2 separate regions of the Homo sapiens genome follow, and region 1 is linked to region 2. A link is a loop called in an ENCODE intact Hi-C map of the cell type or tissue named here. Cell type or tissue: PC-3. All regions are shown on one strand. Each heading gives the region's core, and the rest is flanking DNA. Links, peaks and the distances in the headings are about the cores only. Region 1 has its middle 8.4 kb from the start of TBX18-AS1. Region 2 overlaps LINC01611 (long intergenic non-protein coding RNA 1611).

What was found. A loop is a pair of places that touch in the nucleus more often than their neighbours do. Peaks named below come from ENCODE experiments on the same cell type or tissue, not always from the same donor. Only the 100,000 strongest peaks of a DNase experiment are listed, where the experiment ranks them.
Region 1: it touches region 2 in a loop (12-fold over the local background); 9 of 110 quality-filtered maps call a loop at or near these places.

What each region holds. Positions count from the first base shown.
Region 1 is chr6:84,679,627-84,682,551 of GRCh38, reverse strand. No RefSeq gene overlaps it. Among named protein-coding and RNA genes, the nearest start is that of TBX18-AS1, 8.4 kb to the left of the region's middle. In PC-3, for the core only: no CTCF peak of the experiment used is centred there; no DNase peak of the experiment used is centred there.
Region 2 is chr6:84,421,112-84,424,036 of GRCh38, reverse strand. LINC01611 (long intergenic non-protein coding RNA 1611) reads left to right here. Exons shown (of 5, transcript NR_132100.1): 5 at 2,795-2,925. The region is part of intron 1 of LOC107986620 (a long non-coding RNA gene); the gene reads right to left. Among named protein-coding and RNA genes, the nearest start is that of LINC01611, 52 kb to the left of the region's middle. In PC-3, for the core only: CTCF peaks have their summits at 1,262 and 1,461; no DNase peak of the experiment used is centred there.

The DNA.
Region 1 (2,925 bases), core at 283-2,782, 260 kb before region 2:
TAGGGATGGTTTATTTTATTGCTCTTTTCCTGGCTTCCATGTTGAAGTTTGAGCTAATGGTTTTTAGTTTTTCTCATTTGATGATGTTACAGTAGGTACTTCAGACATGAGCAGGGCAGGAGAAGCCCCCCATCCACCAGGAATGTCAGGTGACTATCAGGTATGGTCAGGCTGTTGTTAAACTGTCTCTCTAAAATATTAATTGCTCGCAGCCAGCAACAGGGAAAGGCAGTCTCTCCCAATAGAAAGAAACACCCGAAACTAGTGATCAGCAGCTTCCCAATAAGATCTCAGGAGTTGGGCAAGTGGGCTCAAGCATGCGCATTCAGAGGCCAAATGTCAGAGTTTAATTGGTATCTGGCCTTCTCTAGGAATGCTAGACTGGTAAGGGAAAAACGCCTCAAGTGAGCATGCGCACAACTTCAGTCAACACTAAACACACTGCACGTGCAGCGCCTCCCAAGTGCTGGCAGGCCGCTGTGCATGCGGACAGCCCACCCCAAGGAAAGAATTAGGAGAGAAGCAATGCAACCCCGGAAGCATGCCAATGTATAAAACCCCAAGTCAAATGTCAAACGTCAAACGTCAAACTGCACACTTGAATCTCTCAGGTCACCCACTTGGCCCTTTTCCAAGCGTACTTTACTTTCGTTCCTGCTCTAAAACTTTTTAATAAAGTTTCACTCTTGCTCTAAATTTTGTCTCAGTCCCTCCCTCTGCCTTACGCCCTCCATCGAGTTCTTCCTTCTGAGGAGGCTAGAATTGAGGTTGCTGCAGACCTGTACGATTCACTGCTACTAACAATGATAAAAGCACTTGAATGTTTAAATTTTTTTATATGTTTTCCCGCAAGTTTTGATACGCAGTAATTTCTTGTCTTTTAGTTCTTCATATTTCATATTTTCCTTGTGATGTCCTTTTTAACCTAAGATTTATATTGTATTTTGTCTAAGTTACTGGGCATATGGGGCTATTTTAGTTATTCTTTTGTTGTCATAACAGGTTTGTTGCCTGATGTAGAGCAAGTAAATACACCGAGACACAGGCACACAGAAAGAGGTTTAATGGTAAGCAGCTGTATGAGGAGAAGGGAGGAAACCCCAAATGTGCCACTCCGCGGAGTATGAGGCTAGGGATTTTAAAGACTTTGAAAGAGTAGTGGGCCAAAGTATGGGGACTGTTGATTGGTTGAAGAGTGCAAAGTGAAGTTATGGGATGGGAGATAAAGGAACTACATTCTCATGCTGATTGGGTTCTTCTGTGAGGGTCTTCAAACTGGTTGATGGCAGCCATTCTGCTGGAATTCAGGATCTGAAAAACATCATAAGCAATTCTTAAATAAAAGCTTTATGATTCTAAGGTCAGATCTATGTATAGGAACAATGGAGATGCACATGGTCAGTATCTAGTGCTCTGTGTCTTCTGGTTAGTCAACAGCTATAAGGGAGTGAGACAAAGTGCAACCTGATTAATATTTATTATGTGTCTGTCCAGAATCTGTAATTCTTGTTAACCTTGTAAGGATGGTTCCACTTTGTTATTGATTTTTAATTTTGTTGCATTAGTGTAAAAGAATATAGTCTGTATGAACTTTATGACCTCAATCTTGCATAATTTATTTAGGCTTCACATGTTTTCCTGCACAATTTTGTGAATGTTTTATTCTCAGTAAGAATATGTTTTTCTGTTTATTAGTTGTTTAACTTAGTAATAATGCGACTCAGATTTTTATTTTCTTTATTTACCTGATCTGTCAGATTCTGAGAGGGATGTGTTCAACTTCCTAATCTGTAGGTTAATTAATTAATTCTTTTCCATAGCTCTAGCACATACATACACACACATATATGTATATATATGCTATCTTTTATTAGTATATTTTTGTATTATTGACTTATTTTTCTTTCCTGAGTATATAATACTTTATACTTTATGTATACATTATCTTAACCGCTACTCTTTTTTTAGTTTGTTTGTTATGAGACGGAGTCGACTCTGTCACGCAAGCTAGAGTCCAGTGGTGCAATCTCAGCTCACTGCAACCTCGCCCCACGCCCCACCCCCTCTGGGTTCAAGCAATTCTCCTGCCTCAGCCTCCTGAGTAGCTGGGACTACAGGCACACACCACCATGCACAGCTGATTTTTTTTTTTTTTTTTTTTTGGATTTTTAGTAGAGACGGGGTTTCACCGTGTTGGCCAGGCTGGTCTTGAACTCCTGACCTCAGCTGATCTGCCCTCCTCAACCTTCCAAAGTGCTGGAATTACAGGCGTGAACCACCGCGCCTGGCTAACTCTACTCTTCTGATATTAAAATAACTAATTCCGTTTTTGTTTTTTTTTTCTGGCCAATATTGGCCACTAACGTTTATTAGGTTGCTATAATCTAATAAACGAAAATCAGAAATTGTGTTATCTTGTGTATAAATCCCTCTTTTCTGTTTCATTTTTAAAATTTTCTATATTCTAATGTACTATTTGATGAGTTTTGACAAACGTATATACCTGTGTAACTACAATCCCAATTAAGATCTAGAAATTTTGTTTCACCCCCTGAAAGTTCTCTCATATCCCTCTGTAGTCAATCCATTTCTCACCCTACCCCACCCTAACTCTAGCAAACTGAACTGATTTTTGTCACTAAAGATTGGGTTAGGCTGTTCTAGAACTTCATATAAATGGGGTCATCCATTCCATTCTCTTGCACCAGGCTTCTATCGGCTCAACATAACGTTTTTGTGATACATCCTATGAGCATGTATAGTACATTCCTTGAATGTAGTCTATAGAGGAAAATTGTTGCATTACATTTTATTACACTACATTACATTAAATGTAATTTTAAAAATACATTTTTAAAATGTATTTAGGCAGAAATCAATAAAAGTCAAATACAGTCATGCAACACATAACAACATTTTGGTCCA
Region 2 (2,925 bases), core at 294-2,793:
AAAGTTTTTCCCAATATAGCTCTTGGTTTCCTTTTTAAACCCAAATATTTGTGTAGAAAAAATATAAAATGTCAACGTTTAAATAGTAAATTAGATTGACTCTTTCAGATTTGTTGAGTATATAAATCTGACATTAATGAGATATTAATGAATAGTTCTGGAAATTTGGCATCTCAAAATTAATCCAAGTAGATACAGTATCTGTTTATTCTAACTGGGATTTTAAAATCCTGACACTCTCCAACCCTCCCCCCACCCCCCCGACAAAAAAATGCTTGTCTATATAATCAATTTTATATTATGTAGGAGTATATTTATCTACGGTTTCTTTTTAAAAAACTTTTTAAAGTTAAGATTAAATTTTTTTACATTAAAATAAAACTTTCTTTAAAGATTTAAAGACAGTTGCTTGACAAAAATTTATGTACATATATCTCCTGGGCAATTTTATTTATAAGGACTTATTAGACAATTGTTTAGAAAAATTAAAAATAGTCTGTTCAATGAGTAATACGCAAAATTTTTTTAAATGATGATAGAGCCATGAATAATGAGATTTTCTAAGAGTATTTAATAATTTGGGAAAGTGCTCATGATATGATATTAAGTAAAATGAATAAGATAAAAAATGGTAGATATGGTTCATATGGGAGGATATTTTCTTCTTGGTAATGGAAGATGCTGATGGTTGACCAGACCACTGTCTTTAAGGCTCCATTTTAAAATGAATCATATGTATTTTTGTAGCTGTGAACCTTATCCTCTATGCTTCTTTCCCTTTGAAAATCGAGCACTCTCTTTTTTCCCTTTACACAGAGCAATATATCTGCCCAGTAAAACAATAAAAATGATGGAAATTATTTGGGTAATGGAGATTAATTTGCAGTTTATTCAAAGATTTTGCATCTTTCTTTAATGCTTTCAACAGGGCATAGTCCAGGGTGCTAAACTAAAACAAAGGTGCTAGCTTGAAATCTTCATTTATTTAAAATCTATTCACCTTCCTTCTTTTATCATGAAAAAATACAGTAACTCTGACTTCATTAATAACTAAATTACCTTGAATCTTTGGATTTTAAAATTGTATTATATGGCATAATTTATTAAAAGGTTAAAAGTGGATTTCTAGGAGTTTAGATATGAGCGGTTTTTTTAACCTAAAATATTTTCAGGAAAAAAAGTAATTCAAACTTTGAAATTATATGATAGTGCTATTATTCTTTTTATCCCAAACCTTCATTTCTATCAGCTGTATAAACATACTTGAGAGAGCTAAGTATACAAATGTCCAACCAATTTCTAATTACTTAGTTATTTTCATCATTGCTGACGGTCAGTGGGTTTTCAATGTAAATATTTTACATGTACAATGAGAAAGAGACACAAGAACGAAAGCTTGAGAGGGTTCATTCTCTGCTGCTTGCAATAGCGCGTGGAGGACGAGGGCGGGCAAATCTGGGCCTTAGAGCGCCACCCCATGGTAGACTGGGCGAAGGGCACTGCAGGGGTGTGCTCGGCCCTTTGGCCCAATATTCTCCGCTTTGTCCGCCTGAAGAGCTTCCTTCACTCGGCTTATTTAAAACATCAACAACTCTAAATAACTTACCTTCTCTGCACCAGTGGTTGAGTAATTGCTGAATTTAGGAATCCCTTTGAGTATTTCGTACTCTGACTTTTAGAAAAGGCTTCCCCACGCCTGCCTCCGCCCAACCCCAGGATAAAACACAAAATGTGTGGGGATCTGAGTAAATAAATAATCTCACAACAAGGAAAGTCTGTGAGCTTGTGAGCCTGGGCTACAAAATTCCCTCTCACAAAAAGTCTGGTTTAATTATCAGCTTCAACATCTACCATCAGCATTCATACTGTCTCTACGTTGTTACTTTGCAAAAGATCATAAGATTGGCTAAAATTGCCAAAACCAGTAAACAAGAATAAATGCAATTAAACTTTCTGGGGTGTTAAACCAGAATTTGCACGTGTGGGTCGTTATCAGCTTAGAAAATTAGAAAATAAGGAACAGTACAGAACAGGATTAGAAAATTAGGAACAAAAGCAAGGCACTGTGAAATGGCAATTAAATTCTTGCTTGACTTAAATACCTTTCTTTTATAACAGCTATACATCCCTTCCATTTTTATCCCAGTGATTTCTTTTATCTAAAGTAAAAAGAACATTACCTTTCTTGAGTTCATTCCAAAATTGTTTTTTAGGGTAACATGGAATAATACAATTGAAAATTCTGTGTGTCAGTTTCATACCACATTAGCGGAATAGAAATGTGTTAATAATGTTAACTCTTAAGGCTATTTGTTTGCATCAACTTTTAAAAATGTTTAAATTGTTGTTACCTGTTTCAATATTAGTAAGTTCTCAAGACTCCCACACACAATGGAAAAAAATTCATTTACAAATGTAACAAGCCCCAGTAGAGGCATTTCTTCAGGCAATTCCCAAGGAAAAGAATTGGGACAAGGAGTCAGATGCAGGGGCCCCATCTAGCATTTCCAGATCTACACACCCCCTTTCTGTCAAAAATCTTCCAGGTGACTTCACAAATGGCTTTTACAGGTATAATTGGGGTGAAAACCAGCAACATTAGGTGAGGAGATATAAATTCCGTAAAGAAAATAAAAAGTCAAACAGTGGAAAACTTCCCAGGAAAGCACTTGGAAAAGTGGATAGGAAGAGTAGTTACATGGCAGTTTTCTGCCCGTCCCACCCTCCCTTCTAACGACTTCTTTTATGTCAACAGAACTGCCACTTTACTTATCTCAGGATTTCTCTTTTTCAGGAATGGTGATGGTATGAAGAAAGTATTTTTAATGAGCAGAGCCATTGTTTGCTCTGCTCTGTCCTCACCCCTCAAGAGAATTTCCCTTATTATTATGAAAACTTTTTATCTTAAAAGATATTACATGTTAA